Linked DNA regions of Mus musculus: region 2 is linked to region 1. A link is a loop called in an ENCODE intact Hi-C map of the cell type or tissue named here. Cell type or tissue: left cerebral cortex. All regions are shown on one strand. Links, peaks and the distances in the headings refer to the core of each region. The heading gives the core; the rest is flanking DNA.

Region 1 (12,245 bases), core at 2,696-10,695:
GTACTGGTTTTGAAGGCATGAAGGGGTCACGCAAAGCAGCTGAGGCTCGGCACTGTGAGAGGCCATGGAAGGCCATTGGTGAAGGTGCAGCCTCAGTTGCAATTGAAGGCCCAGGACTGAAGGGGTCATGCAGTGTTTTGGAGATGCCAGTACCATGAGATGACCACCAAGAGCAGCAGCAGCAGTGGAGTACAGGCATCTGGAGCCTAGAGGATGACGCGTGTGCTACAAAGGGCATGGCTGGAGAAGTGACCCAAGCCCTTGGAGGAGCCCAGAAGATCGTAAGTTGGATCCCAGACATTGGACAGTTGGAGATTGACTTTTGCTTTTGATTGTGACTGTGCCCTGATATTTTCCCTCTTGAAGGAAGAAACTGTTTTAGTGGAGCCCACAGTTAAGAGACTTTTAATTGTAAAAAGACTTTGGATTTTAAAAGAGATGGATATTTTAAAGAGATTGAAATTTTAAGAATATGTAAAGACTGTGGGACTTTTAAAGTTATTTAGATCTTGGGGATGAATAAGAATGTAAGGGTTGAGGCTTACTAGTGATGTGTTTGTGTGTCAAGTTGACAAGGGGTCAATTGTACTGGCTAGTTTTGTGTCAACTTAACACAGCTGGGGTTATCACAGAGAAAGGAGCTTCAGTTGAGGAAATGCCTTCATGAGATCGAACTCTAAGGCATTTTCTCAATTAGTGATCAAGGGGGAAAGGCCCCTTGTGGGTGGGACCATCTCTGGGCTGGTAGTCTTGGGTTCTATAAGAGAGCAGGCTGAGCAAGCCAGGGGAGGGCAAGCCAGTAAAGAACATCCCTCCATGGCCTCTGCATCAGCTCCTGCTCCCTGACCTGCTTGAGTTCCAGTCCTGACTTCCTTTGGTGATGAACAGCAGCATGGAAGTATAAGCCGAATAAACCCTTTCCTCCCCAACTTGCTTCTTGGTCATGATGTTTGTGCAGGAATAGAAACCCTGACTAAGACAGATGGCTAGGCAGTAAGCTCACGGGACCCACCTGTGTAAGTACACACCATCACGCCTGGCTTCTTACATGGGTGCTGACGATCAAGCTCGGATCCTTATGCTTGTGTGGAGAGCACTTTAGCTTCTGGAGCCACCTCCCCAGCTCAGATCTTTAGAGCTCTCAGTTAAAAATAAATACTTTAGAATATCAGTTCTCAACCTGTGGGTCTTAACTATTTTGGAGGTCCTCTATCAGATATTCTGTGTATTGGATATTTTCACTACAATTCATAACAGTAGCAAAATCACAGTTATGAAGTAGCAACCAAATAATTTTATGATTTGGGGGTCACCACAATATGAGGAACTGTATCAAAGGGTCACAGCATTAGGAAGGTTGAGAACCACTGGCCTATGACAGCCATCTGGCCTTTGTGAGTTTCCATCCACATTCTCTGTGAGAAGCCCACATCAGTGGTGTTTCTCGGAGCACTTCCCTCAGTGGGAAGAGGGCCTTGTATCCATCTCTGTGGGCTTCACGTCATGCTTGTGGGAACTGATCCTAATGGCATACAGGAGCGTCTGATCCTGAGGGGGGAGGCTGAAGAGGTAGAGAAGGACAATGGAGGTCTCACCCTTTAACGATTTCTTTATTTTTCTCTTTCACTTCTTCCAAATTACGTACTCTCCTGAAGAACGGTGGCTGAGGCAGCAGCTCAGGTAGCCTCTCTCCCTAGGACTGCTCTCCCTGGCAAGACTGAGAATCTCACCTGGGCTGAAGCCTCCTTCCAAGAAAGCCACAGCCAGCTTGCAAGGGTCGGAGGCTGCTCGGCTCTGCTTGCTCTCCTAATACCCTGTACTTAAATCTAATGCTTTCCAAGTCAAAGCTCATGCTGACTTCGCCAAGAAACCATCTCAGAATCTCACATTCCCTCTGCCCACCAAGGCACTAATCTCTGTCTCTCTATTCTCTCTCTCTCTCTCTCTCTCTCTCTCTCTCTCTCTCTCTCTCTCTGTCTGTCTCTCTCTCTCACATGTTCTTATGTGCCAAGTGTGTGTGTGCTCACAAATGTCAGGTGTTTTCTTTAATTGTTTCCCACCCTACACCTTTTTTTTTTTGGAGACAGGGTTGCTCAAGCAGGTTGAGCCTGATTGGTCTGGTCGAGCTTGCCAGCAAACCTCAGGGATTTTCCTCGTCCTCTGTGCACTGGGATTGTAGGTGCACACTACCACAGCACTGGCATTTCTGTGGCTGTTGGGGATCAAACTCGGGTCCCCGTGCTTCTGCAGTAAGCACTTTTCCTACTGAGTCATCTCCCCAGCCCAGTATCTTTCTGCCCCTCCTTGATTGTGGTTTCCTCAAAGGAGGAGCTAAATCTTTTTTGCCACAAAACCCCCATCGTTTTTGCTGGTTGAGTGTTAAGTTGTTTGAAGAACATTATGCTCACCAGGCTTCTAGCAAACAAACACAACTGGGGTTAGTGGAAATGAATTTCTGCTTGTGTTGTTTAGTGTGCACAGAGCACATCCTAAGTATTTTTAAGTGCACTCAGTGAGATGTGCTTCGTGAGCTACACAACTGACCATTAAAAGGGTGCGGGCAAATGTTTTTACTGTGTGTTTTTATTGGGAAGCCCTCTGAGCAATCTAACTTTAGAGTATTTTCTTTCTAAAAGAAGTTCTATCCCCCGATTAATAATACTGTCCATTCCAGCCAACCTACCCCTAACCTACTCTGGACCTGTACAGATTAATCTGCTTGTCCAACATTTCACAGAAATGGAAACATACAATATATGATCTTCATGATTTAAATTTCATGCTGATGAAACAGTCTGAGATTTGTCTTTTGAAGAGGTCAGCTCCTTTAAATCAATCTTTGGCAAAATCCACTGTAGGAGGGAAAGATCATCAATCAGGCAGGAAGAACACTGCCTGACCTTTCTGAGGACGTTTGTGTTTTAAGGTGGAATAACAACACCATCGCACAAATAAATGGCTCCTGTTTAAAAAGCAAACGTTTGGGGAGAATACAAAGCATGACACTGGACAGCTGCCCTCTCCCAGGCTGACTCTCACCGATGGACTCTTCTGGTCTCTCCACATGCCCTGTGTGGAGAATTATCAAGTTCTTGGAGCAGGCCTAATGCACCTTCTCTTGTTCATAGAATGGGGGACAGCTTTTCTAAGAATTAAATCCATCCTCTTTTAGGCAAATAACCACAAACCTTCATGACCAGTATTATGCTTAAATTTCTCTCCAACTGGGATGTGACTTAGAGTCTGCTAGCCTGCCGACAGCTATGCAGAAGTTGCCACTCATGGGCGTGCACTACTTCTGCAAGTTCCCGGGTCATTTACCAGTCCATCTGCATGTGGATCCTGTGATTTGACACCACCCTTCTATACAACCCATTGCACCAGACATCCTGGAGGATCATATGATCTGAAACTAAGTCACAGCCATGAGATAGTGCAGCTTCAGGGTAAAAGGCCGTTCAGAAGACACAGCGTCTGCATGCTAAAAAGCTTTAGGAATAGGTTTCCACTCCCAGACATGAGTTCCCTTCTACAAAGTGGGTCTTAAGGGCAAACAGACAGCTGTTGATTACCCCGAAGATATTAGTACCACCATTACACTACTGGGATCAAACTGCTAATTGCTTTATTGCCGTTTCACATATTTTATAGCTGGGTAGGACCCTGGCTAAGTTTTCTCCCTTGGAACGCTGCACAGCACTTCTGACACTATGAGAGCTTCTAGGTCAGTACCAGTTTGATTTCTTGAAGTCTGGTGAGCAAAGAGTGTGTTGTCATCGGCAATAAGATCTTACCCCCAAGCCTGGCAGCCAACCAAGAGCAATGGCAATAGCCTGTATCATTTTGAGGGGTCTCAAGAACATGGACACGAATCTGTGACTGGAGAGACCGCACACATGTCCTAGAGGAGAACTTACTACTGCTATCATAGTCTTGCTAAGTGGATATAGCACCCAACCATCTTCCCAATGTTTACCCTCATACCCTGTAAGTGCACCTCTTGCCCCTCATCAAAGCATCCCCTTTTGCAGCAGATGAAGGCTACTACAGAAAGCCACAGCTAGTTAATATGCAGAGGATAACTCCTCCCCTAAATAGGATATCTATAACACAACTCCAATATCCCAAGACTCATGGAACACCATGGAAGAGGAGATGGAAAAGTTACAAGGGCCAGAGCCATGGAGGACTTCTATGAAACAGTCTTCTCATTTGACAGGAATGTTGCTTCCATGAACTGTCAACAGGTATGGTGACCAGCACAAGGCCATAGCAGTCAACATTCTAGCATGGATGGGGAAGGGTTCACAAGGCCTCAGCTATAGGCAATTGAGGGCTCCTGGGGGAGGGGGTGTCAGTTTTCTTCAAGGATGAGCCCCTCCAAAAAAGATTGCTCACTTCCCAGTGGCTAGCCCCAACCTATGTGCATATAGGCAACTCCAATTGGACTTAATGTTTATGTATGAAAGATAATTATAGAAGAGGACATGAATTTGAAAGGGGGCTAGGGTGTATGGGAAAAGTTGGAGGACAAGGGGCAAATATGATAAAAATTCATTGTACTTGTATATGAAATTCTTAAAATGTGTATATAGATAAATAAAAATTAGAAGTTTTAGGAATGTCCTAGATCCAAATTTCCTTATTTTTCCCTTTTTCTTTTCTTTCTTTTTTTTTTTTTTTTTTTTTTTAGGATGTATTTATTTTATATATGTGAGTACACTGTTTCTGTCTTCAGACACACCAGAAGAGGTCACCATATTCCATTACAGATGGTTGTGAGCCACCATGTGGTTGCTGGGAATTGAACTCAGGACCTTTGGTAAAGCAGTAAATGCTCTTAGCCGCTGAGCCATCTCTCCAGCCCCAGCTTTTCCTTTTCGATGTAGCTCCAGCTCTCCAGAAACTCTCTATGTAGAACAGGCTGGCCTTGACCTCACAGAGCTCTGCCTGTCTGTCTCCAGGTGTGTGCCACCACGCTCAGCTCAATTTTTCTTTCTTTTTATGTATGAACAGGAGTGAAGCATGAGGTGAGATGGCTCAGTTGTTGAAAGGTCCTCTGTTCTTCCAGAGGACCTGAGCTTAGTTCCCTACACCCACACTGGGGAGCACAACTGCATGTAACTCCAGTCCCAATGGACCTACCACCATCTTCCGAACTCCTGGGGTACCTGTTAACACATGGCACACACACACATGCATTCACACATGAATAAAAATGAATTTTTTTTAAGTGAAATGCAATTTTAAAAATCCATGACTAGGCTCAAAAGAGCATCCCAGGACCGATGACAAATTAAGAAGCCCTGAGTTCAAGCTTACTTGGCAGGAATCTGTGTCTGTCTTCATGGGCGCATTTAAAAAAAATAATAAAGGATACTTTTTATGCTTAAATTTTGCATCTTAAGGCCAGCAAATCCCTGCTGTGTTGTCTCATTCTACATCCCCTGGGAATCTGAGGAGGAAGAAACCAAGCAGGGATCTCGGAGATCCGAGCCAGGAAAGCTCAAAAGATGAGCCCCAGTTGAAGAACCGCTAAGGGGACATCTCACACCTGGTGCTTGTATTGCGAACAGCAACAACAGACGCCACGACAGAGACAAGCAAGCTGGGGTACAGAAGATTCTAGTGGGATTCCTTTTTCCGAACGCTGGCAAGCAGCCCGGAGACAGCTCTACAAGCTCCCGGAATCCGCTGGAGGATTGCAGAACTCTATAAACTATACGCTGACATCACCCTTGTCTGGGCAGAGACAGGAGCAGCGGCTGCCCAAGAAGGGCTTTTCAGCATCCCTAATGAAGCAATCACCATAAACCAGAGTGAGAGAGGGAGTGTGTTCACCCTGGCTCCTCCACCCAGGAGTTCCACGTCCCAGCCACCAATTAACTTTAGAGTTCCATCTGCCTTTTCTGCCAAGCTCTCCCATAAAGGAATTTATCACCTTCTGTTCTGCTTTTCTTCCCAAATGTGAATCAGAAGTGCGCAGCACTGTTTAAAAAGGCACTTTCAGCAAATCTGATTGCTCTCCAAGCACCTTCACACAGAACTAGCAAGCTCTTCTGCCCGCCCTCTCGTGGCTTTATTAACGATGCTGCCTCAAAGCTGGCTGTTACACTGAGCCAATAAGAAGCCCTTGTTTCCGAGGCGAGACAGGCACTCTTCTTAGGGACTCTTATCTCCTTTCTGAGTCCTCAAAGCAATCCCTCAAGATCCTTGCCCTTACTTCTCCCGTGTTCCAGATGGAGAAACTGAGGCATAGTCTGAGTTAAGAAACAGACCCAAAGTCACTCACCTCCAGGCAAAGAAGTTGGGGTGGTAGACCCAGGCTAGTGGCCCTCGTGTGAGCTTTGCAGTGCTCGGCTGTGAAGAGAGCAAATTCTGCGCTATAATTTTACTTTGCTTTATTCTTAGTGAAGAACGGGAAGCCCCCACCCACCACCACCACCCCTTACAGGTTTTATCACCTTTAAAAGCTGTCATTTGGTGTAATAAGGAGTCAATCAGAGAAGCCATGGTTGAAATGGAACCAGGCACTGCCCTTATTGGTCCTTCTTCCTGTCCTTGGGGACTGGGGAAGGGAACTAGGGTACGATGTGGGCGTTGGAATCACAGCTGGGAAACCTCTACCTAAATGCCTCTTGCTATTGATGAGTTACCCAGGACCTCAGAGAAACATCTGGGTTCCCCAGGCTTCCAGCTTGTCAGGGCCAGAGCTCTGTTCAGGGGCAGGCTCTGGAGACACGCCTCTGCTCGCTTCTGCTGGGCTCGCTGGCCCTGGCCCTGGCTCTGGCCCTGGCCCAGCCCGCTGCCTCCGCATGTCAGTTAGCGCCTGCAACTCTGTCTTAATGAGGACAAACAAATGTGCTCATCGCAACTGAGCTCAAGTGTGAATGAGGTGATGGGGTGCACGCCCCTGCCGCGCTGCCCCTGCTCAGGGGATCTAGGACAACAGTGCTCAGCTTTGTACACACGCCTCTGGAGAACCGAGGCAGGTCTCGGGAAGGACCCGTAGCGTCTCTGTACGTGAAAAATCAAGTCTCAACGTCAAGAGGATTTTCTGTCCAGCTATTAGCTCGTCCTCTGGGGTTGTTCCATCGCCTATTCCTCTAACCTACAATAAGGTCTCGAAAATCCAAACCACCTGAGAGTATCTGAAAGGCTCCTTCAAGTTGGTATTAGCTTTTTGTGAGAGCATAAACCCCTGGCTTCTGCCTGGCTCACTTTGTGTGCAGGGGGCACACAAAGTGGCATTGTTTGGAAAGTATTGCGGCTTTAAAATGAATCTGTGTGTACTATCCCTCGAAGCAGGCTCTATCAAGACTTTTTCAGAGGGCTCCAACCAGACCCGCCGAAGTGATCCCAGAGTAACAGTCCCTATAATTACGGCTCTGCCGTGTCTGAGTTCACGAAGAAACGGCCTTTTGATTGCAACACTTGGCTTTGTGTTAACTAAAGCTTTACCACCTGACACGGAGTTTAACAACTTTTTCATAACTCAGGCTGCACTCGAGAAAATTCTAGGCAGACTTGCCTGTGTTTCTGGCCTTGCCTGATGGTGTTCTGGTAACTTGGAGAGTGCGATACTGTGTAGAACAGGCGAGTAGGGAGGATACGGTTTTTGCTCAATGATAATTTTTAAAACGTCCAGTTTCCTCTGAGCTTTCTATTTAGGCCCAAGTACAATTACAGTTCTGTGTCTCTGGGTATCTTCTGATATATGTGCCTTTGCCTTTGTAGACTTGGCCAAGTTATTTATACTCACATTGAGTTTCTCTCTGGAAATAATGGCAGGTCAGTTATTAAGAACCTGGATTCTCCCTTGCTCTGACCATAGACAGAGAGCACCCCACATTGTAGGGGAAAGAACTGCACATATAACAAACAATGCGGGCACAGAAGGAAGACCACTCTGCTTTGTGTGAAGGTGGTTATCTTCCTGGCCCTCGCTCAGCTTGGGAGTTCGGCTCTAGGTTCTCATGTATGATAAGAGCTCTCAGGCCCAGGTCTCACCCAATTCTTAACGACCCGTCATCTGGGGCATTGTCTTTTTTTTGCATTTTTATTAGATATTGTCTTCATTTACATTTCAAATGCTATCCCCAAAGCCCCCTATACCTCCCCCCACCACCACGCCCTGCTCCCCAACCCACCCACTCTGGCTTCCTGGCCCTGGCATTCCCCTGTACTGGGGCATATATATGATCTTTGCAATACCAAGGGCCTCTCCTCCCACTGATGTCCGAGTAGGCCATCCTCTGCTACATATGTAACTAGAGACAAAAGGTCTGGGGGCGGGGTACTGGTTAGTTCATATTGTTGTTCCTCATATAGGGTTGCAGACCCCTTTAGCTCCTTGGATACTTTCTCTAGCTCCTCCATTAGGGGCCCTGTGTTCCATCCAATAGATGACTGTGAGCATCCACTTTGTATTTGCCAGACATTGGCATATCCTCACAAGAGAGAGTTATGTCAGGGTCCTGTCAGCAAAATCTTTCTGCCTCACACCAGTCAGAATGGCTAAAAATTCAGGTGACAGCAGATGCTGGCGAGGAAGTGGAGAAAGAGGAACACTCCTCCATTGTTGGTGAGATTGCAAGCTGGTACAACCACTCTGGAAATCAGTCTGGTGGTTCCTCAGAAAATTGGACATAGTACTACCGGAGGATCCAGCAATACCTCTCCTGGGCATATATCCAGAAGATGTTCCAACTGGTAAGAAGGACTGTTCATAGCAGCCTTATTTATAATAGCTAGAAGCTGGAAAGAACCCAGATGCCCCTCAACAGAGGAATGGATACAGAAAATGTGGTACATTTAGACAATGGAGTACTACTCAGCTATTAAAAAGAATGAATTTATGAAGTTCTTAGGCAAATGGATGGATTTGGAGGATATCATCCTGAGTGAGGTAATCCAATCACAAAAGAACACACATGATATGCACTCACTGATAAGTGGATATTAGCCCAGAAACGAAATACCCAAGATACAATTTGCAAAACACATGAAACTCAAGAAGAAGGAAGACCAAAGTGTGGATACTTCGCTCCTTCTTAGAATGGGGAACAAAATACCAATGAAAGGAGTTACAGAGACAAAGTTCGGAGCTGAGATGGAAGGAAAGATCATCCAGAGACTGCCCCACCCAGGGATCCATCCCATATACAACCACCAAACCCAGACACTGGGGCATTGTCTTATATTAATGGAAATAGCTTACTCAGCTCTGTTGCCAGGGTGAAATACCTGAGGTAATCAGCTTAATAGAAAAAAATCTCATAGTTCTGGTCCTTAACTACTTGTTCCTATCATTTTAGGCCTATGATAGTTCCGTACGTCATGGTTTGGAATGTTGATTAAGGAGGCTTCTCCACCTCATGGTAGCCAGAGCTACTGCACCTGATGGTGCATTCCATAATCCCAGCACTCAAGAGAGAGAGAGAGGCAGGGGACTCTGCATCAAAACCAAAACCAAAACAGAACAAAAATCTCCTGCTAGCCAGGAAGCAAATAGGGAGAAAGAACGGGTTGAGTCCCCAAACTTCCTTTAAGAGGACAGGCCCAGTGACCTAAGTGTCTTTCACTGCCAGGCGTGTCCAACCTATGACCCACAGGATGCATGAAGTCAAGGATAGCTATGATCAGCTAGGTGTGGTGGCACTTGCTTTTAGACCCAAGACCACGGGGGAAGCAGAGGCACGTGACTCTCTGTTAGTTCCAGGCCAGAACCTGGTCTACACAATAAGTTCTAGAACAGCCAGGGCTATGTGGAGAGATCCCATCTCCAAAACGAAACAATAGCTATGAATGTCCACCCAACACAAAATAACAACCTGACTTAAAGCAGGAGAGTTTTTAACAATTGTTTGTAACTCACTTGCACCCTTTTCCTATATGAACCCGGAGACTTTGTCAGTACCGTGCGACCATGCATTGAAATGTCAAAAGATTTAGAGTGACTTAAGAGACTACATCCTCCCTCTAAAGGTTCTGTCTCCTGCCCAAAGCATCATGGGCTGGCAGGCAAACCTCTAATGCCCAGGCCTTTAAGGAATAGTCTAGATGGAAGCAACAGAGTTGGAATTCAGCCATACAGAGATCACCCACCTAGTGAGCACACAGCCCTGCACTGTTTTTCCCCCACTGTTGGGGGGGGGGGAAGGTGGGAATCCAAATGAAAGCAGCAACCAAGTATGAAAAAATTAGAAATGCCACCACTTTAAAAGTATTCTACTTACAATAAACCCTAGTAGAGTGGTCTTTTTCCCTCCAGGGATTTTTTTTTTAATACAGTCACTGTGCAGTGTGCTCATGAATAGTAACTCCCCCCCCCCAAAAAAAACATGTTGCATGACCCAAGAGTTATTTGAAAAAGATCCATGGGTTTTCTGTTGTATTTATCCTGTCAAAGAACAGTTATTCTTGTTGGTTTAACCTGTTGTGCATTAACCAAAAAGGTAGTTGAAACATTTTCGCAATATGTTGTAATCTACTGACTTGATTGATGCAAACATTCTTTTCTTTGGTTAAAACATCTCAATTCCAGAAGCCAGTTTGAAGGGCAAAATGGGCAACAATGATTCTTGGGATAAATGAGATGGATTGGAGCTTGGGAAGCCCACCAAGTGCTGTTTGAAGAACATACAGTCCATGTGGAGTAAATTCACTTCTCTTATGCCCTTATTGAACGCCTTGACATCAAGCTGGCAGGGGACAAGGGTCTCTGTACCAGTTAATGCCAGCCTGACCACTGTCAGTGATAGGATCTCTTTAGACTAGAGAGCCAGATCTGGGCAGATCCAGCAGGCATATAACCAACGTGTGGAGGTGGACCCTTGACATTTTGAGGGGAACTGGACTGAAAATTAATGGGGGTGTTTGTCTTCCAAAGCTTGTGTCCCGCCAGAGCTCAGTTCTTCCTGAAAACATTCCCACACATACCTGGCATGGTAATGAGACAGATCACTATCTCAGAGTGTGAAGTACCAGGGTGACAAATGGTTAAAACACACACACACAAGACAAAAGAGATAGGTCACATTACACTTAGGTCAGGTTGATATTGTATTTTCACATGCTTCTTAAGCCATTTTACATACACAAAGAGCATTTCCCTTTGGGTGAACTGACACCCTCTCAATATGGCAAAGCTGGAAATAAGGAAGAATCACAACAGGTTAAATATGCTTGGAGCTACAGTTTACTGTGTGCAGATGCCCGTCGTGAGTAGCTTGTAAAATCAGCCACTGTGACCAGTCCCGCGCTGTCTCTGCTGATTTTACAGATACTTAGCAATGCGGCTGCCTCTCCAAGGGCAGGCTCCAGCCTGACGTTTGCACAGCCAGCAGAAATCATTTCTTGTGGGAGATAGAATTTCGTCGTTTAGCAATATTCCATCACTGAAAGCTGCACCCTCAGCCGCACACGCTGTCTATTACAGGGGGAGGTGGCTGCCCTTCCCCAGTCTGCTTCCCTTCAAATTAGGAGGCAGCCAGCAGGTAAATCAATGCCTTTTATACAGGATAGCAGGGCAGATGCTATAGGGCTCTTTAGTGGGAATATTTATCATTTGAGGTGGGTCACAAGGTTTTTACAAGATTTATTTATTTTTCTTGATTATCAGAGGGAGTCATGTTCAACAACAAAAACATTCTGAAAGAATTAAGAAAATCTGGAAAAATATTTATTTCAGTTATTCAAAGATAATCACTTTGACTTTCTAGTGAGATCTGTACCTTCATTTTTTTTCCTTTTGGTTTTTCGAGACAGAGTTTTTCTGTGTAGCCCTGGCTGTCCTGGAACTCACCCTGTAGACCAGGCTGGCCTGGAACTCAAAAATCCACTTGCCTCTGCCCCCAAGCGCTAGGATTAAAGGTGTCACCACTGCCTGGCAGATCTGTACCTTCTTATACAGCTGATGTACCACACAGCTGGTTCCTCGCCTGATTTTATATTACAGATATTGCACATTCAGCTGCCTTCTTTTGTGGTTTAACTGATATTTTTCTTTTGTGTTTGTGGATTTTTTAAGTATATGTAAGTGTGCCTGAAATGGCATGTTCATGAGTGTGTGTAGATACAGAGATAGATAGATAGATAGATAGATAGATAGATAGATAGATAGATAGATAGATAGATAGATAGATAGACAGTTGAATAGATATATGTACACACACATTGTGGCACTAAAAAATGGTGTTGTAGGTTAATCAGAAAACACACTGCTGTGCTTGTTGGTTGTATGC
Region 2 (12,245 bases), core at 2,431-10,430, 73 kb before region 1:
AAGAAATGGGTTCTCAATTACCTGAGTATTCTGCCCCCAAAGTGTGATTGTGTGTTCGTAGGTAAATGAGAGATGAGCTAGCAACTTGTTGCTGGTTCCAGGAATACAACCACTGATTGTAGTTAGTTATAAATTGCTCAATACTTTTGGTAAAGCAAATTCATAGACCTAGAACACCATGCCAAGTTCTATCTCTTCTTAAACTCCTAAAAAAACAGACATCCTAAAAGAATCAACCAATTGTAAATAATCATACTGATTGGTGTTACCAGTATTGGCAAGTGGACTCTGGCGGCACAGACCTATACTCCCAGCACTGATAGCACTTGGGAAGCTGAGACAAAGGGCTCTCAAGTTTGAGGCCTATACAAATGACTTAGTGAGTTCCAGGCTAGTCTGGGCTGAGAAAGCCCAAGGTAAACACAGTGTGTTCATAGAGACTTCTCAGAGGGAAGGTAAAGTGTAAGTGTGTTAGCCTGATTACACACTAGCTTTTAAGATTTACAAACATCAGAGAAGTCTTACAGCACAGAAAAAAAGTATTTATCATATTATACCAGTACACAGATACACAAACAGGGAGGGAAAAAGAACTAGCTCTTTCCAAAGCCACCCAAATTTCTAGTAGTTGTTCTTCTTCAGGTGGAAGCAAAGGGCAGAGGCCACAAATTAGCAGCAGAGCACACAGGACCTACCTGACTGAAGCACAGCTATGCTTTAGGAGAAAGAACAAATAATAATAGCTCATCTCTTGAGCATTTCCACCTACACACAAGGAAGATATACAACACAAATATTGCTTCTCATCTTCTCTTTTTTAAGCTTACTCTATTAGAGAAATTGAGTGTACTTAAAAAACGTAAAGGAACATTTTATAAAACTTTTCTTTTAAATTAATCATTCTACTGTCCCAGGGCTCAGTGAGAATTGCAAATGTTTCTCAAGGATTTCACAATCTCAAAATGTCTTAGGAATAATTTTAACTATATTTATATGTAAACATGTAATTACTAGAATATGTATAAATGTCATATGCACTTAGGAAACATACTCCATTTGCATACATGAAAGGTATTACAGAAACTATCAGTGAGGTAACATCAGAAAACTGCAAAAAAATCTAATTGTCTATTTTCAAGCCTACCAGAGAATGATTTTATACTAAATGAGAAGAGTCTCAAAATAGAAATATGTGATGGCAAGAGTTCACTATTTGAAAACAAATGTACTCATCTATTTGCAATGGTAATGAACACACACCAAAAAGCTCACCATTCCTGGTCTACTAAGTGTTGCCAAAGTAAAATATTTCTACTTGAAATCCCTGCAGACATGAGAGTGCCAGTGTCATTTAACTTCATCACCCATCTTTTGATAAAATTATTTTTAAAAGCAAAATGTTTAAAGTAAGATTTTTAAAAGACCAAAATAAAACCAGGCATAGTTATAGATCCCTATAATCTCAACACTCCAGAAGATGAGGCAGCAGTATCTCACACTGAAAAGCAGCCTGGGCAGGAAAGACTGTCTCACAGAATTGCATATGCATACAAACTAAAGAGCCTACACCCCACCCCCAAAAAGAAAAGTATTGTCAGATTATATCATCTTTTATTCAAAGAGCAAAACAGAAACTAAAGTATCTACTATATACACAGAATAAACAGTTCCATGTGAGTTCTATGTCTACAGACTCAACCAACCAAATTGAAAAATATCCAGAAAAAAAAGTATAACCTAATAGATTTTTGTTGTTGTTGTTGTTGTTATCCCTCCACAACACAGCATAACAACTGCTAATGTGCTACTTTATTGTATTATAACAATTATTAAACACTTTATTATATTTATTACAAGTAATTTAGAGGTGAATTTTAAAGTACACAGAAAGAGGTATGTAGATATACATGTGTGTATATACATATATATGTTTATATATATAAGCATGTTATATGTAAATACTTTTATTACATTATTTATGGCAGGGTTGGCACACTATACACTGCATATATGAAGGCCAGAGGACAACTTTCAAGAGTAAGTTATCTCCTTCCATCATGTCCATGGTAGGGATGTCTGAGGGATGAAACTCAGGTTCTCAGACATGATGTCAAGCTGTCTCACTAATTCCTTTAAATATTTCTTTATTTTACATAAGAGACTTAAACATCCTCAGATTTTGGTATCTGCAGGGGTCCTATACAGAGGGATCACTATAGTTAATACAGTTCTGAAACTAACTAAAAAGGGATCACTATTGCACTGTATTATACAAAAAAAAAAAAAAAAAATTGCAGTACCATGAAACAAAGTTTGTAAAACCAGGGTAAATATACTAGCATCTAATACAGGTTTCTGTTGACATATGAAACGAAAGTTTTAACATTAAGCCAACATTAAACATTTCACTAAGTGAATAGCTAGTTCTTTCTAGGTAGTACATTTATTTGTCTATATTAGTCTTAAAGATAGCAATGTTGTTTAAAGTATACATTCAAGTGGTTTAGGTAATTTAAGATTTAACAACAAAATGAAAATTCTGTACTGAATTCTTCACACTGATTTAGTATGAGATTATGATTTTAAGAGGTAGAAGCATTAAACCTTAACTTTCCTTGAGTCTGACTTAACATCTTTGTCTGATTCAAAACAACTTAAATGCCTTTTTACTTTCACATTAAAAGCAAATGCTTTATACTTTGTTTTGAGAACCTTTCAAAAGTAAGCTTATACCATAGAGAGATGCAGCTCAGTGGGAGAATGCTTGATTAGCAGGCCTCGAGCTTCTCGGGGCTCCTATCCCTGTAGCAGTGGGGTAGAAAGTTAACTTCTTCCTTAACAGATTCTTTTAGCCATAATACAAAACAAGTGTATCCCTACATACCAATGTGATGGTTTGAATGAGAATGGCCCCCACTGGCTCACATATTTGAATGGTCTCCAGTTGGTGAACTGCTTTGAAAAGGCAAGGAGGTGTGTCACTGGGGTAAGCTTTCAGTTTCAAAAGCCCACACCAGACCCAGTCTCTCCTGCTTGTGGGTCAGATGTGAGCTCTCAGCTACTTCTCCAGTGTTATGCCTGCTCACCCACAATGATGACCAAGGGCTCACCCTCTGAAACTGTAAGCAAAATTAAGTGCTTTTTTTTTTCAGTAAGTTGCCTTGGTCACATATTTGTGACAGAAATAGAAAAGTAACTAAGACATCAATTATGGCACCTTCTGGTAAGATGAAGGTCTCTATTTTTCAGATCTATTTACAGAACATCAAGTCTCTGCTTCTTGATCCATAATTCTCATTACTATAAAGGCAAATCATCATTACAATGGCAGTCCAGAGAAGCACATCTCATCTAGAAAACAAAATCCACCTGAAATGGCCAATCTGGCTTTCTAGTATAACTAGCTTACACTAGTAGATGCTGGTAGATTTAGCTGTCCTCTGCCAGGGAGCTATAAACCTCCGCCTACAGGCCAAATCCCATCTACTTCTTGTTTTTATGCATGAGATCTGACTGGAACAGTTATAACACACTTCCATATTATCTACAGCTGTTTTCACATGGCAGAAACAGCTGAAAGTTGTGACACAGTATGCTGACCCACACAGAAAGGTTGCCAACCCATTCTTTACGTCGTCCCACAAGACTTTTCAAAGAATCATTTTCAAAGTATATCTAAATGAACTGCTGATAACTCACACAGACTCTGGAGTCCTCTGGTACTAAGACACACAAAGATACAAAACTTCCAGCCTCTCATATAAATAGCATAACTATCAAGGCAAAGAATATTGATGTTACCATTCTCCATCAGAATCCCGCCATATTAGTAAATCACGTTAATCCTAAAAGGCTGTCTTTTAAATACACTTAAGCATGTCTTCACCCATGGAAGAAATGGGCCAAGTAGCAAAAGACCCCTATATTGCAGATATTCCAATCCCTATCTACTCACCCTAAAATAATTGTAGACCCACATCCTTGTTTAAAAATATCTATTCCAAGAGATTACTGCCAACTGGATGCTCTCTTAAGAAGCCAAAGAAAAACAATGAATTCAAACAAAGGATCATAATGATTACGTGTTTTTATTCACAATCTTTTATCCTTATCAAAGCCAATACCAAAAGCTAACCATAAAGATGCCTGAATAGTCTTTTTTGTTCGTTTTGTTGTTGTTGTTTTGTTTGTTTTTTTCAAGACCAGGTTTAGCTGTGTTGCTTTGGCTGTCCTGTAACTCACTCTGTAGACTAGGCTGGCCTTGAACTCAGAGCTACCTGGGTCAGATTAAAAGGCATGTGCCATCATTATCTAGCTTGGGTTTGTTTGTTTGTTTGTGTTGTTTAAATATTCCTAAATTGTAGGCTCTTTTTAAGTTTATACAAAAAAGTATCCCTAATACTTCTGTACCAACACAGGGATGTCCCCCCTAAACACACATTGTAGGGACACAAAGATGCACATTTCTGAAGTAAGAGAAACAGCCTTCCCTTTCATCAATGTTTAGCCCCACTTCATTAGTATTAAGACCAAGCTTAAGATTATAATAATGAGCCAGGCAGTGGTGGCGCACACCTTTAATCCCAGCACTCAGGAGGCAGAGGCAGGCGTATTTCTGAGTTCGAGGCCAGTCTGGTCTACAGAGTGAGTTCCAGGACAGCCAGGGCTACACAGAGAAACCCTGTCTCGGGGAAAAAAATTATAAAATGCAGGGAAACTGTAATGGCCTTCCATTTTATTTATAAGTTCCCTAACAAGGTCCTATGTTTTCTGAACTTATCTATCTCAGGATCTAAATGTGCTATTGAAAACCTTTAACTACTTCTAAAACAGAATCCCATGTCCTGGGACTGAATGGTCATTATGTTACAGACTGCTCCTCTTTCCAACTGTCATTCCCACTCACCTGCGAAGCTGATCTTCTGGGGACTGTCTCTCCTTTTGATAGCTGTGCTTATACCAACACAAATCTGCTTCAGGTCCCAAAATTTTAAATTCATTTTTCAGCTCTTAATTTCGTATCAGTAATCTCAGAAATATAAAGGCTTAAAAATGACTCCCATCTACCTACACTGTCAGCATATTACTCAAACTATTTTGCAGTCTTGAAAGCTGCACGGGGTAGGTCCTAAGGATGTAGCTCAGTTGGTAAAGTACCCGCCTAGCATGCACAAAGGCCTAGGTTCCATCCCCAGCACTACAAAACAAGAAATGGCAGCACACACTAGTACATTTAGCATTCAGGAAGTCCAAGCAGGGTGGTTACAAGTTAAAAGGTACACAACAAGTTCAAGGTCAGCCTGGCACAAGAGACAGAGACAAAAGAAGAGAAAGAAAGTGGAAAAAGTTTTAAAGAGAGAGGGAGGAAAAGAAAAACAATGAGCTAACACATGAACTGTACAGATACCTAGCTCTTAACCCCAAATTCAACATCCAAAGCAAAGCCTGCTACCCTGTTTCTGATTTACTCATAAGAAACTAGCATCATGCTAAAAAACATTCAAAACATTTCCTTTTTCGTGTCTCCTTCTGTGCTGCCCCCTAGATGACCATAATATAAAAATGTTAGTCTCCTAATGAAACAAAATCCTAAAGCCAGTATAATGTCTGTCCTAAAATATAATTTCTCCCAATATCCTGAAACTACCTTCTTTGGAACACTGTTTTCAAATTCTCTTATACAAGCACAAACTGACCTTAACTCTAGTCAGGAACTTCCCTCCCTCAGTAGGCATTCCTACCAAGCTAACTTCCTAATTAGATCTCATCTTTTACTTATTCTGACGCTAAGCCCTTAACATTTTGTTTGTGTATGTTCTTTTCTTCCTGAAAGAGCCTTTCCAAGATTTGGCTCAGACACTCCAATTATTCCTGGGTCATCCAAAATCAGTATTTCCCTAATAAAAATGTGCAACTGCATTCCCTGACACAGAGTGATCTTATGAGTAATAATGGTAATATATGTCCCCTTTCCTACATTTTTAAGAAATGTATTTCTTTTTACTGCTACTACACTACTACTACTACTACTACTACTACTACTACTACTACTGCTACTACTACTGCTACTACTACTGCTACTACTACTACAACTGTACTACCACCACATGTCCACACATACGACACAGGTCAGAGAACAACTCTGTATGGTTAGTTTCTCTGTCCACCTGTGGTTCTGGGCATTAGACAGACTCCACGTCCTTAGACTTGCAACAAGCAGCTTTACCCACAGAGCCTTCCCACCAGTTCAACCTTTCCTAAAGTTTTGTGCAATTTGTAGTTGGTTGTCTCTGTCACCCTCAAAAGACTGAAAATAGCAAATGTCTTGTTATTACTACATTCAGTAAAGTACTTCCATAATTTAAAACCAATTTACACACAAAGCAGGTCCTCTGATTAGATGCAGTACAAACTCAAAGTACCACTCTCCTCCTTTCCAAGAAGCAAACTATTAAAGTCTAAGTTTCTCAAATATCATCTTTTTCAAAACTGGAATATATGACTTTATCAGGGTAGCAAAGTAAGGTTAGCAGATCCAAAAACACGTTTTATTCTAAATCTAAAGTTAAATTTACCATTCAATATTTTCATACTAATTCCCACTTAAGCAAAATTTAAAGTGTCTCATGAAATCATATGAAGAACAAAGTATCTAACAAAAAAAAAAAAAAAAAAAAAAGGCTAGGAGATCCAAAAAGAGGGCAAAGTTATCCAAAGAAATGAGGGTTGGGGGAGGGAGCTACTCAAAAAAGCTGTGACGTGGCTGGCAGTCAGGGCACATACCTTTTAATCCCAGTCAGCACTCAGGAGGCAGAGGCAGGTGCATATCTGTGAACACTAGGCCAGCCTGATATACAGAGATAGTTCCAGGACAGCCAAGGTAACATAGAAAAACAGTCTTGAAGAAAAGAAAAGTTGGGACAGATGATAGTAGAGATTAAACAAAATCTATAAAAGCAAGGTAAGGTAAATTCACAGTGTTTTAGCATTCCTCAAACAAACTGTATCCTGAAAGATTGAGAAGGCTGGTCAAAGAGAAATACATTGCTATATAATGCAGAATGATAAACTTGGAGGTTCATTATTTAAAAAGAGGAGGGGAGAACAGGTCCCAAACATGAAATGTGAAAAACTTTCAAACAAATTTAATCATGACCCTCAATGGAGAAATTAAGATGGATGGATGGGTAGATAAATTGATACTCCCAAGTTTCTAGTCATTTCTACAGAGCATCTTTATTCTGCCCACATTTAGCTGTCTGGATAGACCAGAATTCCAGTCTTAAACTACTACCTATGTTCCTTGCTACATGAAATCCTACAGTACGTTAAGCCTTAGGATGGTCAGCTTAACCTACATATGTGAGCATTACTTTTCTATACCTCTAATTTAACACTCAGAGTGCTAAATGTTTTCCTAAAAGAGTATAAAGTCTCAAGGTCGACAAGTAGAGCCAAATAAAAACAGCTGCATGCATGCCCTTCCAGTCCCTAGTAGAAACCTAGTAAAAATGTGCTACCACTTAAAACATATTACTCCCTCTCTCCCTCAACACAGAGAGAGAGAGAGAGAGAGAGAGAGAGAGAGAGAGAGCGCTGCAGCAACTTTTACGAAATGGTAATTTATTAAGTGCTCTCCCTGAAATAAGTTTCAGTGGGTTGTGCATCTTAGGAACTCGGATTTTCCTGAGCCAACTGAAACATGCAAGCACCCTACACATCGGACTCTGTAGACCTGGGAAATAAAGCGTTGGGGGCACCAAACTCCCCTATGCACTAAAATGAAATCTGGTCTTCCCATCCAAGGCAACTTCAAAAACAATAGTTAGGAAAGGAAAAAAAAAAATTAAGGGTTGATTCAAGTGATTCCCACGTGGGAATCCATGGGAGTTTCCCTGAAACAAAAACCACTGCCAGAATAAGGTTGCCAGGAAAAGGCATGGGACAGAGCTGGCCATAGGCTTTCTCAGTTTAGTGTCCAAAAAGGTGCAAGTGTCCACTCTGGAGACACAGCTGCTCTAAGAAAAAACTCCGAGTACTTGCATTACTCCTGCAAACTGACACTTTCTCCTATTGGTAGAAAGGAAAGGTTTCCACTGCCAACCCTCCCGAGGAACAGCCGAACTCCAGCATCAAAGCACCCACCCGCTCCCACTTGTCACCTTATAATGTCCCCCTCCCCCGGGTCCACTCACGCTTCAGAGTCGAGCGGTGGCGCTGACAATGTGGCTGGCTCCCTTCCTCCTTCGGGCTGAGGCGGGCAGCTGCGGAAGGCTGGCTAGGCGCGGAACTGAGGAAGAAGCGGTGCTAGCGTCGCTCCACCAAGCAGCTACCCGGGTCTCTTCCGCGCTGCTGGGATAGAGGCGGCGGTGGCGGCCCCGCTCGCTCACCGCTTTTTCTCTTCCTGGGTCCCTGCAGACTGTGGTGGCTTCAGCCCGTCCTGGGCCACTTGTCCCGGGACAGTCACGATCAGAAAGCTCGAAGATTTTGTTTGGGTAAAGTTTCCTCTGGGCGGAGGCTGCAGCCGGCCCCCCAGGTTCCCCCCCGGCCCCACCGCCCTGGGGGGCTGGGGCGGGGAGGGGGCGCCGAGAACTCCTGGAGTCCCGCCGAGGAGCCGGGGTGCGGCGGCAGGCCCAAAGAGAAGCCCCCCCAGAGGGGGTGGAGGGGAGGGGAGGGGAAGGAGAGGACAGCGGCGCCGGGGCCGCTCACCACGCCGCCGCGGCCGTTTCACATCGGGGTCCCCGCCCCCCCGGCCCGGAGGTGGCTCCTGGGCTGGGGGCCGGGGTTCATACACTCCGCTATGGGATGCTACGGCCCCGGGCGGCTGGTGTGGACAGCGGCAAGGCTGGGGACCCGGCGGGCTCGGATCGGCGCCGCCCCCGCTCCCGGCTCCCGCATGTGTCGCGGCGGCCGGGACCCCCTCCCTACACCTCGGGGGGTCCTTCGTCCCACAGTCCGGGACGAGGCAGAAAGCCCAGCCCCTCGCGGGCGTCCTCTCCCGGCTGAGCAGCTACGAGTCCCGACCCGCGGCAGCCGCCTCCCTGCCCCCCGGCCGCGGGCTCCGGCTCGGGCTCGGGCTCGGGCTCCGGCTCCGGCTCCGGCTGGGGCTCCGGCTTCGGCGTGTGCAGCAGCCGCTGCCGGCCGGGAATGTAAGGGGGGGAGCCGACGGCGGCCGCGGCTCCCGATGGCCCGGGCTGCGGCAAAGGTCTTGGCGGCGGCCAGTGCACGGATGCCGGGTCTCTCGGATGCTCGCTCACTCACTCGCTCTCACGCTCTCCCCGGCGGCGGCGGCAGCGCCCGAAGCTCAGCTTCTGTCTCTCTCTCGCTCTGTGCGGGGCTCTCGCCTCACTCCACAGAGGGGCGGGAGGAGAGTGGCGCCCAGCGATGACGTAAGTCGCCTAGCAACCGCTCTCCTCCCCCTCCCTTCCCCTTCCTCTCTGCGCCTTCCTCTCCGGGCCTCTTCTCCCCATCTCCAGCCACCCCGCCCTGGGAGGCTGCGGCGCGTTCTGATGACGCACCAAGGGAAGAGGAAGTCGCGATCTGCGAGCGGGTGGGTGCGCCTCGGGCCGCGGGACTGCTGCTGCTGCTGCTGCTGCTGCTGCTACCGCCGCCGCTGCCGCCGCCGCCTCTACGGCCGCGTCAGAACTGAAGAGAGGAAGGGGAGGAGCCCAGGCGAGCCTAAGCTACCGCCTGATCTTACCCCTGACCCTAGGGCGGCGCGGAGAGGGAGCTCTGTCGCCGTTCCCTCCGGGGCAGGTGCGGACTGCTCCTCTGGGAATGAGGAGGCCCGGGATCGGGCTAGGGCGCGCAACACCCGAAGGTGAGGCTTTTGGCCCGGAGCAGATCCTGGAACCGAGAGACGGCTGGAAAAGTTAACCTACAGCCAGTGGCTGCACCTGCTCCCGGGAGCGAACGTCCCACCCTTCCCTTGGCGTGGGGTGAAACCTTGCGCCGCATTGTGTGTAGTAGTGCACTACGAAGGTTTGATGAGTGAATGAATGAATTAATGCCTCTAGCACAGCAATAGCGGGACTCAGAGGTGATAGTGGAAGCGCACGCGTTTTGTAAGTTGAAGCGTAGAAACAAGTTGTACTACATCTCCCTCCTCACCCCCACCCGCCCCCTGCCACGAAAGAAAAAGGATGCCGTTTCTTCAGAGTCGCAACTTCAGAGTTTTGTGGGAAAGGAGGCGAATTGGCAGGACTGGGGAACAGGGCTGAAAGAGAATCAACATCTAGGATATTATTTAGGGGATTTCTATGTTTTCAAGGGGCGAATGTAGTCGAGCCCCCTTTTAAAAGTAATTCTTGCTTGTTTGGATTTTTTGGAGCTTTTTAGATTTTGTCAACAGAGTGCCCCTTAACCATCTTCAAAAGAGTTTGGCGCCTCTCAGGTCTTTCTTCAAAGCGCTCTCGCGCGCTCTCTCTCTCTCTCTCTCTCTCTCTCTCTCTCTCTCTCGTGTGTGTGTGTGTGTGTGTGTGTGTGTGTGTGTGTGTGTGTTGTGGGGAGTATGTTATTAATAAATCTATTGGGCCGTTTGTCCTACAGATTCTGGGCTAGGAAATGTTTAAGGAAAAACTCATGAAATGTAAGCTGTGGTTCTCTAATAAAAGAATTTTCGAGATAAAAGAACTACAGCGCTCAGAAATCTGTTACGAACTTACTTGCCCTCCTTAGTGGTGTGACAGTGAGATTAAAGCAGCAGCAAAGATGAAGGGAAACAGTTGTGTGGCTGGACCCCGTCCCTCTGGAAGCTACAGCGATGGCTATCATAAGTGCTTCGGGTCTCTCCACCCTTCTTGGGAGATTGGACCAAACATGCTCTGTCCGCATTTAAGAAGCAAGCCCAGGTTTATGCCACGGCTGCTACCACTTCGTGCAAAGTAGATCAAGAAAATGCCTATGTTGATAAATCAAGGGTTCATTTTTGTTCAAAGGCTACAAAAACAAGAGTGAGTGAAGGGAAGAGGAGGATGCCACAAAAGCAAGGAGAGACAAGTTGCACCAGGTCCTTCTGAAATCCCAGGAGTCATATAACTTGCCCTAAGTACCCTGGGTTTGACTGTCTACAGACAAGATCCATTCACAGGCTGTATTCAATAAGATTCACAGGGAATCAGATCAATTAATAAACAGTAGGCCAGCATGGCTCCAACCTAATCCTTTTGTTGAACTCTCTTCCTTACAGTAGGAAGTAAAGAAATAAAATACAGGTGTATAGGGGTTTGGGAAGCTGAGCACCTCAGAGTCAGAGCTGTGCAGCCAAGGATGCTTTCGGAGGAGTGCACCATGCAGAGTGTCAGATCATCGCTGAGGGTCAGAGTGGCACTCACAAGAGCCCTGAGCAGCCTGCTCAGGAATTAAACTTACTGAGTAAGGTCATTCACGTCCCTGTCCTGCCTGGTAACAGGAGCAAGCAGCTGTTCTACAACTGGCTGCTGGAGAGGACAAAATTCCTACCTCTCCAGTTTGTTCTATATCCTTTCAGATCCTTGTGTTGTCTGTGAATCTAGAGGAGAGATATATCCGTTTAATCATATTTCTGAAAAGTAAGTCAGAAAAACTTATTTCAGGTAACCCAGTTCTTCTCCTGACTCACCAGTTTATCACCAAGATCTGTATACTGTGTTAAAGTGGGACAAAGGGATCTCTGTGTAAGGTTTATAACTTTTCCCTTGAAAGGGAGCTTGACGGACAGTGTTGGTGCATGCCTTTAATCCCAGCACTCGGAAGGCAGAGGCAGGCGGATTTCTGAGTTCGAGGCCAGCCTGGTCTACAGAGTGAGTTCCAGGACAACCAGAGCTACACAGAGAAACCCTGTGTCAAAAAAAAAAAAAAAAGGAAAAAGAAAGGGAGCTTGTTTGAGAAACTACTCAATGTTTTATTATCCCACATCACTGGTTTCTACTGTCAAACTATATAACAGATTAACAGGCAAAATTTCTAAAAACACACTATAGCATATCAGTTCATTTTAAGCATTATTGTGAAATATACTTTAAACATGTAAGACAATTGTGTGGTGTAATTATCAAAGAAACTACCATGTAAGCAGTCAAACAGGCCAATAAATGGAGTTTGCTAATCCTCCAAAGCCCTGTAATGGCCTTCCTAAACAAGTCTCCCTTCTGGGAGAGTGGACATTCCCTGGCATTTGTGGTACTCGTTTCCTTGCGTCCGTCATTGTTCTGTCACAGGTGTTCCTCCCTAAGCAGTACATTGTTTAGTTTTTCCCTTTCTTGTGA

What was found. Hi-C counts contacts between places; a loop is a spot of excess contacts. Peaks named below come from ENCODE experiments on the same cell type or tissue, not always from the same donor. Only the 100,000 strongest peaks of a DNase experiment are listed, where the experiment ranks them.
Region 2: a loop joins it to region 1, with 2.0 times the contacts of the local background. A loop is called at or near these places in 2 of 42 quality-filtered maps.

Annotation. Positions count from the first base shown.
Region 1 is chr3:84,739,445-84,751,689 of GRCm38, reverse strand. It overlaps Gm40079 (a long non-coding RNA gene), which reads right to left and starts at 6,696. Exons shown (of 3, transcript XR_867395.2): 1 at 6,465-6,696; 2 at 6,293-6,360. In left cerebral cortex, for the core only: a CTCF peak has its summit at 6,089 (motif pointing left); a DNase peak (open chromatin) is centred at 5,827; H3K4me3 peaks cover 487 bases.
Region 2 is chr3:84,811,720-84,823,964 of GRCm38, reverse strand. Fbxw7 (F-box and WD-40 domain protein 7) reads right to left here and starts at 8,388. Exons shown (of 14, transcript NM_001177773.1): 1 at 8,196-8,388. Gm35486 (predicted gene, 35486) reads left to right here and starts at 9,532. Exons shown (of 1, transcript NR_165832.1): 1 at 9,532-12,245. In left cerebral cortex, for the core only: CTCF peaks have their summits at 5,532 and 9,475; DNase peaks (open chromatin) are centred at 8,197 and 9,460; H3K4me3 peaks cover 2,750 bases; H3K27ac peaks cover 1,684 bases.